2 separate regions of the Homo sapiens genome follow, and region 2 is linked to region 1. Evidence: read pairs that join two places in POLR2A ChIA-PET (ENCODE). Cell type or tissue: A673. All regions are shown on one strand.

Region 1 (5,000 bases):
AGCCTGGCCAATGTGGCAAAATCCCGTTTCTACTTAAAAATGCAAAAAAATTAGCCGGGCGTGGTGGTGTGCACCTGTAGTCCCAGCTACTCAGGAGGCTGAGTTAGGAGAATTGCTTGAAGCTGGGAGGCGGAGGTTGCAGTGAGCCAAGATTGCATGGCTGCACTCCAGCCTGGGCAACAGACTGAGACTCTGTCTCAAAATAAAATAAAATAAAATAAAATAAAATAAAATAAAATAAAATTTTCACTAAAAATGAAATGGACCTGTCTGGAGCCATCACATTTTTTTTTTTTTTTTTTTTTTGAGATGGAGTCTCACTCTGTCACCCAGGCTGGAGTGCAGTGGCGCAATCTCAGCTTACTGCAAGCTCCGCCTCCCGGGTTCACGCCATTCTCCTGCCTCAGCCACCCCAGTAGCTGGGACTACAGGTGCCTGCCACCAGGCCCAGCTAATTTTTTGTATTTTTACTAGAGACGGGGTTTCACCGTGTTAGCCAGGATGGTCTCGATCTCCTGACCTCATGCTCTGCCCACCTGGGCCTCCCAAAGTGCTGGGATTACAGCCATGAGCCACCGCGCCTGGCCCGAGCCATCGCAGATTTTGTACTCAGAATCTCTGAGATAAGTGATTAAGGAATGTGCTTTTTTAACAAGCTCCTCCGACTATGCCTACAGACAATACCGTTTGAAGATTCCAGCCCCAGTCTGTGAATTACAAATGAACAGAGTTTCTCTTATCCCAGTCTAGGATACAATCAAGGTTTTCACCACCCTGGTGAAAGGTGCCTTTGCTGTCTCATTTGTCAGCTCCCTTTGGGTGAACCCAGACCTGTGTTCAGGAAGTGATGATGAAGCCTTTCCCTTCACCTTCACAAAAAACTGTGATTTGGCACAGTGTTATTTACATATTAACCTATTGTATATTTTGTTTGCTGGGAATGGTAAATTTTATTAATTTACCAGTCAATAATTAGACCACTTCTACAAACAAACAAACAAGGCTGTGAGGTCAAGCATAAATCGTTGAATTGATTTTTAAATTCATATTCCACTTGTTCATACCTTCTGTCTTATCGCTATCAAATACCACAACCTTAAGTGGTAATTTGTCTTCAAACCAAATATCAGTTAACTGTGCAGTCACACAAACTGATTTTTTTTTCTTCTTACCAATAGCAGTTTAACAAAAGCATATTTTTCTTTTTAGAATTCAATAAGAAAAAATATTTATTTCTGCCTTCCAGATTTTGGGGGTGAAATAGCTAGCTCTCTGAAGCTAATTTTTGGGTTGCTATTTTAAAATTATGTTTCCAAGCCCAGGAACCATGCAAACTGTCCACCAGAGCTGCCCCTGAGTTCCTCGTTTGTGATTTCTGTACAGCTGGCCCCATTTGAACTTTAGATTCCAATGGAGCGCTGGATTTCTATATGATATCCTCTGAGCACTTAAGCCCTTGCTTTGTCAGCGTATTACATTGAGTTTCTTGTTGTTCTGTTGCTCTATAAAAGGCATCCTGTCATTACCTCTCTCCTATGGGGGGGCTCTCTCCATCAGTCTATTCTGCTCGTTCACTTCATAGTACAAAAGTGCTCAGTAGATGCTATTGGCTGACATCCAGTCCTAGACAATCTTATTAACTGGCACACCTACAGAAACTAACTATTATATTATTATGGGATCTTGAAGGCATTTTAAAGAACACAGCAACTATATGCCAAAGAGGCTAGGAGAGCTTTCACCCAAATGGCTGTTTTATTACCCCTGCGTTGCCCAGATTTATGCTCAGCATTTAGCACAGAGCAATGAACGCAACTTTAAATACGAGATTTGTTTTCAGCTGAGCAGACAAGTGTTTGTTTTCTACACAAATGAAAGCCCGTACGTCAGTGTTTTGTCATTTGTGCTTTTTTGTAGAACTCACATGTGATGACTTCATTGCAGATTAACGTCCAGCACTGCCAGGGAATTTTCAGGGCTGAGCCCCTCGAACTGTCATTTGTCCTGGGTCAGCCCACTGGCATTTGTGATAATGCCCATTAGATAGGAGGACTGTTTCCTGAAGTGAAAGAGCAAATTCCTCTGAGCATTCTCCGTGGTGTGAGGAATTGCTTCTCAAGGAAGGAATTGAAATCATTTGACCATTTCTCCTCACCCATAGTCTCAGTTTCCTGACATTCTGAGTTTTGCAGTGACACATTCTTTTGGGTATGTGAACTGACCAAACGGGATGTTGCCTCACAGAGCATGTTGCAGGGAGCTGCCTGCCTGAACCACTCTCACCTCTAATTTCCAGCGGAGAGAGAGGCCGTCGTGCACACACACACGTGTGTGTGTGTGTGTAGGTCTTCTCTTGACAAAGGATAGCATGAATTTGATCAATTCAGTTAATTACGTGATGGATGTAAAAACAAACCTCCAAAAAGGGTGAAGTGGTAACATAATACATGGGATACCAGCAAGTTCAAAGTCATCTTCTCGTATTTTCCAGTCTAACCTGTAAATCCTATGTTTCTTCTCTTTGTATGATAGCGTTAAAGAAAAACTAGGATTATCCCTGAACCAGAACCCTGAATTTCAGAGATCCTCCATAATATATTGCTCTATTCTCGCCAAACAAAACACTTTCAGGCCCTAGAATGGCTTAGAATTAATTCCACAGTTGGCAGTGGTGATGTTCAAGTTGTGGTGTTCCTTCCTAAGGTTAGGGAAATTCCATTCAAAGTCCCCAAATTCTTTTAGATTTCTGGCATGTACAGCATGCAGAATTTAATATAGCTAAGTAGTTTTATTTTAAAAACTATTCAATATCAGCGGGATGTTTGTCACAACTATGCCTTACTTAAGATCATCATAAATGCCTTTTTTTAGATGTTCTGTTCACAATCCTAGGAACGCACAGCTATGGGCTTTAATTGGCAGCATATGGTGCCATTACCTTCCGTAGAAATGCATTTCCCTCCCCAAATTTGATGTTAATAATTTGATTCACTAGACTTAAAATTCACAGAAAGGTTATTGGCTTTATCTTTCCTTCTAAAATAATCTTTTCACTCTGTTGATACTTGGTAAGCTCCAGCTCTTCCCAATTTTTCTTTGGATAAAAGGTTTATTTATTCAATGAACACCTACCACATGCCAGGCACTTCACATGTACTACCTCATTTGATCCTCGTATCACTAAGAAACAGATATAAATACCTGCTTTACAAATGAGAAAAACAAGGCTTTGACGTTTTAAGAAACTTGGTTAAGATCTCACAACCAGCGAAATGTGTTGGCTCCAAAGCCCGGGTCTTTCCCAGATGCTCAGCTGCCTCCCAGACCAGAGGCCATATGCTTGCAATATAAGATCAGGAAAGGCTTCCTGAAGGAAGTGGCAGGAATGGGAGGAGTTTTAAGACAAGAGCAATGGGAGCTTTCAGAGCAATAAGTGGGAAAACTATTAAGAATCAAAACCATCTGGAAAATAAACAGAAACACATACACAGCATTCCTGGGCAGCTGAAGGAACCATGAGTTCACGTCACTTGCCTGATTGGTTCTTTAGAAAGTCATTAATTTCAATTGTTCTATCACATTTATTGATCACCTCCTACTTGCCAGGCCCTTTTCTAGGTGCTGGGATGGAACCAAGACTAAAATAATCCCTGCCATGGAGCTGTTGTCAAGTAGGAGGTAAGGCCCTCCGTCCCTCCCCCGCTTCCTTCCCTCCCTCTTTCCTTCCTTCCTTCCTTCCTTCCGTCCTCCCTCCCTCCTTCCCTCCCTCCCTCCCTTCCTCACCTTCACTTATTAATTCATGTAGACTCCCTTTTTCAGTAACCGCAGAAGAGCGTCCTGGAGAGAAGGTTCCAGAGAAGCCTGGCGCAGGTTCCGGCCTGGCGGAGGCTCCCCGGGGTCTTGGAGCTGCGCGTGGGCATCAACACCTGGCTGTCTGTGTCTCCAGCCTGGGTCCAAGATGTGTGGGCCGGGCTTGCAGGCAGTGGTCCAGAGAGGCTGTTGGGAGATGACCATTTCCATCTGAAGGGCTTCGTAGTCTCTGAGGTACCTTTGCTTTCTCATTTGTCGGCTCCCTTTGTTCAGAGTCCGGTTGGCCCTGGGCCTCCGCCTGATGCTGGGCTCGCACGGAAAGCGCCAGCTCGCGTGTTGGTCCCCACCACTAAACCTATGCAGAGAGCACCGCACGCGAGAGGCTGGCTTACTCCTCTCCTGCGGCTGCACACAGGCCGGGGTGCAGGAGGGCTGGATCCGGTTTGAGGGAGAAGGGAGAGCTGGGCCTGGGAACCAAAGGAGGGGATGGCTAGAGAAAGTGCCAAGGCTGCATCCGGAAGACATTCAAAAGGGAAGGCGGGGCCAGGTGCGGTGGCGCGCACCTGGGATCCCAGCACTCAGGAGGCTGAGTCGGGAGTATCACTTGAGGCCAGGAGATAGAGGCTGCAGTGAGCCGAGATTGGGCCACTACACTCCAGCCTGGGCAACAGAGCAAGACCCTGTCGAAAGCGAGAGGGAGAGAAAAGAAAAAGGAAGGAAAGGGAAGAAAGGAGAAAGTTACAGGGAGAAGACAGCAACCAGCCAGCCAGGTAATGCCTGAGATGACCAGGAGACGTCAAGCTAGGAGAAAGGCCTGAAACAGATCCTCCCTCGGCCTCACAGGAGCCCAGCCTACCCACACCTTGGTTCCGGATTTCCAGCCTCCATGAGTGTGAGAGGAGTGAACTCCTGTTGTTTAGGATCCCGATGTTGGCAGAGCTTTCCCTAGCTGACTACCAGGGCCTGCCCTGAGAAGCCCTCACCCTCGGTGCTCAGCTGCCATGGGACCTCGGCTCTGTCTACTTCCGCTTGCCTCTTCCCCACAACTGCTGCTCCCACTCAGTAGCCAGAGTGCGGTTTTGGGGTGTTTTTTTTTTGCTGTTTTTTTTTTCTTTTTACAGGTTCTGGTTCTGTCGCCCAAGCTGGAGTGCAGAGCGGCAATCTCGGCTCCACTGCAGCCTCAACCTCCT
Region 2 (5,000 bases), 92 kb before region 1:
GTCCATTAAATCAAGTTCATAAGTGACAAAACTACTTCATGGCGTTAGAAATCAGGGTAAGGTGGCTGGGTGCAGTGGCTCACGCCTATAATCCCAACACTTTGAGAGGCCGAGGCGGGTGGATCACTTGAGGTCAGGAGTTCAAGACCAGCCTCACCAACATGGTGAAACCCCCATCTCTATTAAAAATATAAAACTAGCCAGATGTAGTGGCGCACACCTGTAGTCCCAGCTACTTGGGAGACTGAGACAGGAGAATCGCTTGAATCCGGGAGGTGAAGGTTGCAGTGAGCCAAGATCGCACCATTGCACTCCAGCCTGGGCAACAAGAGCGAAACTCCATCTCAAAAAAAGAAAAAGAAATCAGGCTAAAGTTTACCCTTGTGGGGAAGGGAGAGACTATAAGAGGGCTTCTAGAGTTCTACTAAGGCTCTGTTTCTCCTTTTTCTTGAGCTGAGGGCCAGTTGTGCAGGTATGCTCATTTTATAAAGTTCATTAAACTATATACTTAGGATTTGTATGCTTTTCAGTATGTATGTTATACAGTCATGTTACTTAATGGGGATACATTCTGAGCAACGTTAGGCAATTTTGTTATTGTGCGAACATCATAGAGCATATGTAACACAAACGTAGATGATATGACCTACTGCATACCTAGGCTGTATGGTGTAGCCTGTCGCTCCTAGGCCACAAACCTGTATAGCATGCGACTGCATTGAATACTGTAAGCAACTGTAACATTATGGTAAGTATTTGTGTATCTAAACATAAAAAAGGTACGGTAAAAAATATGGTATTATCTTATGGTACCACTGTCATATGTGATCTGTGATTGACCAATGTCATTATAAGGTATATGATTGTATACTATTCTTTTTCTTCCTCCTTTTCCTTACATTTATTGGACTTCTTTTCTTTCAATATTCATATTGAAGACTTTGAAGATTATCCAATGAGAATTTTATATGACCTTCATTCAGAAGTTCAGACTCTAAAGGTATCACTCCTACAATATTGATTTATTATTTTTCTGTGGCGAGTAATTTTTTTATCCTAAATAGATTTAGTCAGAAGTTAGAGAAATTAAAATGTACTTTCTTTATTCATAAAAGGATGATGTTAATATTCTTCTTGATAAAGCAAGATTGGAAAATCAAGAAGGCATTGATTTCATAAAGGCAACAAAAGTACTAATGGAAAAAAATTCAATGGATATTATGAAAATAAGAGAGTATTTCCAGAAGTATGGATATAGTCCACGTGTCAAGAAAAATTCAGGTTTGAATAACTTCATTTTATAGCATTTGTTTTAGTATTGAAGAAACAAGGCAGCATGATTAAGACAACTGTAGCCTTGGCTATGGTTTTTAGTTCTAGCTCTGTTGTTATCTGACGCTTATTTGATAAATATTTAGTCAACTCTCACTGTGTGGTGTGCTTTTGGAGTGCTAATCAGGGGTGTAATATAAAAACAGTCCTTGTTCTCCTTTCCAAAATGCCAAATGAAAGCTAGCACAATGCTAGATTTAGCACATTTAGGCTAGATGGCCTATTTAAATGAAAAACTACAAGATAAATCTTCAAAACTTGGGATAGGTGGTTTCTAGTTAGCCCTGCCAATAAAAGCTGAGAGACCTCGAGGCATGTTATTTCATTTTTCTTGTTCACAGTGTTCTCTTCTATAGAAAGAGATATTGGCTATAAAATTTGACGAAGTCCTTTTTTGATTCTAAAATTTTAATGAAGGGCATTCTATCATAGTGGTTTAGAATTTGGAGTCAAAATGCCTGAGTTCAAATCCGTATTCCACCACTTAATAGCTGTATTATTATCTTTGTCAAGTTACTTAACCTTGTGCCTCAGTTTCTCATTTGTAAAGTGGGAATGTTTAGTATATCTATCTCATGAGATTGTATAAGGATTAAATAAGATAAAGTTGCTTACAGCAGTTCCTAGCATGTCAGTCACCCAAGATTAATTATTAACTGTTACTGTTATGCCCATACCTCTGAATGACTAACTTCAGTGTCTTCATTTCTTTTTTTTTTTTTTGAGATGGAGTCTCGCTCAGTCGTGCAGTGGCGCGATCTCGGCTCACTGCAAGCTCTACCTCCCGGGTTCAAGCCATTCTCCTGCCTCAGCCTCCTGAGTAGTTGGGACTACAGGGGCCCGCCACCACGCCCAGCTAATTTTTTTGTATTTTTATTAGAGACGGGGTTTCACTGTGTTACCCAGAATGGTCTCGATCTCCTGACCTCGTGATCCGCCTGTCTCGGCCTCCCAAAGTGCTGGGACTACAGGCGTGAGCCACAGCGCCTGGCCCAGTGTCTTCATTTCTGTTATTAAATTGAACAAGTATGTATTGAGGATGTGTGTGGCAGGTAAGTTAAACAGTCCATGTGAGACGGGCACAGTGGCTCATGCCTGTTACCCCAGCAGTGTGGGAGATTGAGGCAGGAGGATCACTTGAGGCCAGGGCTACATAATGAGACTCTGTCTCTACAAAAAATTCTTTTACAAAATTAGCTGGGCATGGTGGTGCACACTTGGAGTCACAGCTATTCAGGAGGCTGAGGCAGAAGGGATCCCTTAAGCCCACGAGTTCAAGGCCACAGTGAGCTACTATCACGCCACTGCACTCCAACCTGCATGACATAGCAAGACCCTGTCTCAATAAATAAAATACATACATACATACATACATACAAACAACCCATACCACCACCACCACCCCCCACGTGGAATCATAGAATTCAGTTGACTTTGGTGTGAAAGAGCCACAGATTCAAATACGGGCTCCACCAGTTATTACATGCGTGACCTTGGGTAATTTCTCTAAGTTGCTTTTTCCTCACTTATAAGATGGGGATAATAATATCTCCCTATGGAGTAGTGATAATGATGATTTATTAATCTCTGAAATGACAGCACTGTGATAAATACATCAGTAGGTTTTTGGAACTCTTGTAGCAAGAACTTTCTGTTCTCAAAAGTAACAGAAAGCATAATGCCAAAAACAACTCAGTGACTCAGAAGCTCTTCAAAGGAACAAAAACTATGAAATCAAAATATAAAACTTTAGAGATTTAAACTCAAGACTTTTAAAACAAAACAAACAAACAAGAAAGTATATAACCGGCCAGGCACGGTGGCTCATGCCTGTAATCCCAGCACTTTGGGAGGCCAAGGCGGGCAGATCACCTGAGGTCAGGAGTTCGAGACCAGCCTAGCCAACATGGTGAGACCCTGTCTCTACTAAAAATACGAAAATTAGCTGGGTGTGGTGGCGTGTGCCTGTAATCCCAGCTACTCATTAGGCTCATACAAGAGAATTGTTTGAACCCAGGAGACGGAGGTTGCCGTGAGCTGAGATTGCACCACCACACTCTAGCCTGGGTGACAGAGCAAGACTCCATCTCAAAAAAAAAAAAAAAAAAGTATATAACCTATTAATGGTTGAGAAACTGTATATCTTTGAAGTGCTCTCCTATTATTTTTCTCAACTAGGTGTTTTATATAGGTGTTCCAGACTAAGGATACAAACTTATCTTTATATAGCAGTCTTTGCTATTTAGCTGAGGCATCTGGAAGTTACGAATCTAAAATAATATCATACTCTGTGTTAAATCTGGAACACAGTTGATTCCATACTGTCATGAAATTTTAAAATACAGTTTCAGGCCAGGTGCAGTGGCTCACGCCTGTAATCCCAACACTTTGGGAGGCTGAGGCAGGTGGATCACTTGAGCCCAGGAGTTCAAGACCAGCCTGGGCAACATGGCGAAACCCTATCTCTACAAAAAGTACAAAAAATTATCTGGGCATGGTGGCACATGTCTGTAGTACCAGCTGCCTGGGAGGCTGAGGTAGGAGAATCACCTGAGCCCAGTGTTGTGGGTGTGACTAGCTGGGGCTAGTGTCTCAGGTGGTAAAGGAATTTACCAAGACAGTTGTAGGTAGAGAAAGGCAGATTTATTAGCGAAAGTATGAAAATACATTGCAAGGTTGCAATGGGCAGTACAGCAGAGAAGGGGCTGTCTGCAAAGAGGCAGAGGCTGAAGGGAAGTTTTATAGGGTCATGCTGGAGGCGGGCTAGGTACAGAACAAGGTTGTTGTGACCAGGCATGGTGGCTCACATGGGTAATCCCAGCACGCTGGGAGGCCGAGGTGGGCAGATCACTTGAGCTCAGGAGTTCTAGACCTGTCTAGGCAACATGGTGAAACCCTGTCTCTACCAAAAATACAAAAAATTAGCTGGGCATGGTGGTGCGTGCCTATAGTCCCAGCTTTGGAGGTTGAGGCTGCAGTGAGCCGAGATTGCCACTGCACTCCAGCCTGGGGGACAAAGTGAGACCCTGACTCAAAAAATAAAAATAAAAAAAAAAAGGAACAAAGTTGTTGTGCCTGCAGGTTGTTTGTGATTAGCCTTTTCTCAGAACAGTTGTTCATTGTTCGCCCCAACCTGGGGCCTTCCCCCATTGTTGCCTACTTATCTGTGATTGTGCCACTGCACTCCAGCCTGGGCAACAGTCAAAGCTACAGAAAATATATTCTGATGCTCACTGAAGTCTGAGAAAGAAAAAAAAAAAAGAAAGAAAAAATATTATGAAAAACTAGTAAATCACATTAAGGATGTAAGAAAATTGGACTTTTATTTGTGAATATTAATTTTTCATCTTATAACACTTTTAACTTGCTTTCCTTCTCTAATGTATAATCACAATGAGATATGGGTGCACAAGAGATACATGTCAGAACTTTATTAAAGGGACAATTGAAATAACATTTCAGCTGAGTGTGGTGGCTCATGCCTGAAATCCCATCACTTTGGGGGGCCAAGGCAGGAGGATCATTTGAGCCCAGGAGTTTGACACCAGCCTGGGCAACATGATGAGACCCCACTCTACAAAAAAAAATTTTTAAAATTAGCTGAGCATGGTGGCACACCTGTAGTCCCAGCTACCCCAGGGGCTGAGATGGGACGATCACTTGAGCCC

The links. ChIA-PET counts read pairs that join two places held together with the same protein. Peaks named below come from ENCODE experiments on the same cell type or tissue, not always from the same donor. Only the 100,000 strongest peaks of a DNase experiment are listed, where the experiment ranks them.
Region 2: POLR2A ChIA-PET joins it to region 1 with 7 read pairs; 10 of 35 experiments call an interaction of 5 or more read pairs at or near these places.

Annotation. Positions count from the first base shown.
Region 1 is chr13:21,077,103-21,082,102 of GRCh38, reverse strand. No RefSeq gene overlaps it. Among named protein-coding and RNA genes, the nearest start is that of LATS2, 18 kb to the right of the region's middle. In A673, no CTCF peak of the experiment used is centred here; no DNase peak of the experiment used is centred here.
Region 2 is chr13:21,168,620-21,173,619 of GRCh38, reverse strand. SKA3 (spindle and kinetochore associated complex subunit 3) reads left to right here. Exons shown (of 9, transcript NM_145061.6): 2 at 939-1,000; 3 at 1,116-1,281. Among named protein-coding and RNA genes, the nearest start is that of SKA3, 5.4 kb to the left of the region's middle. In A673, no CTCF peak of the experiment used is centred here; no DNase peak of the experiment used is centred here; H3K27ac peaks cover 681 bases.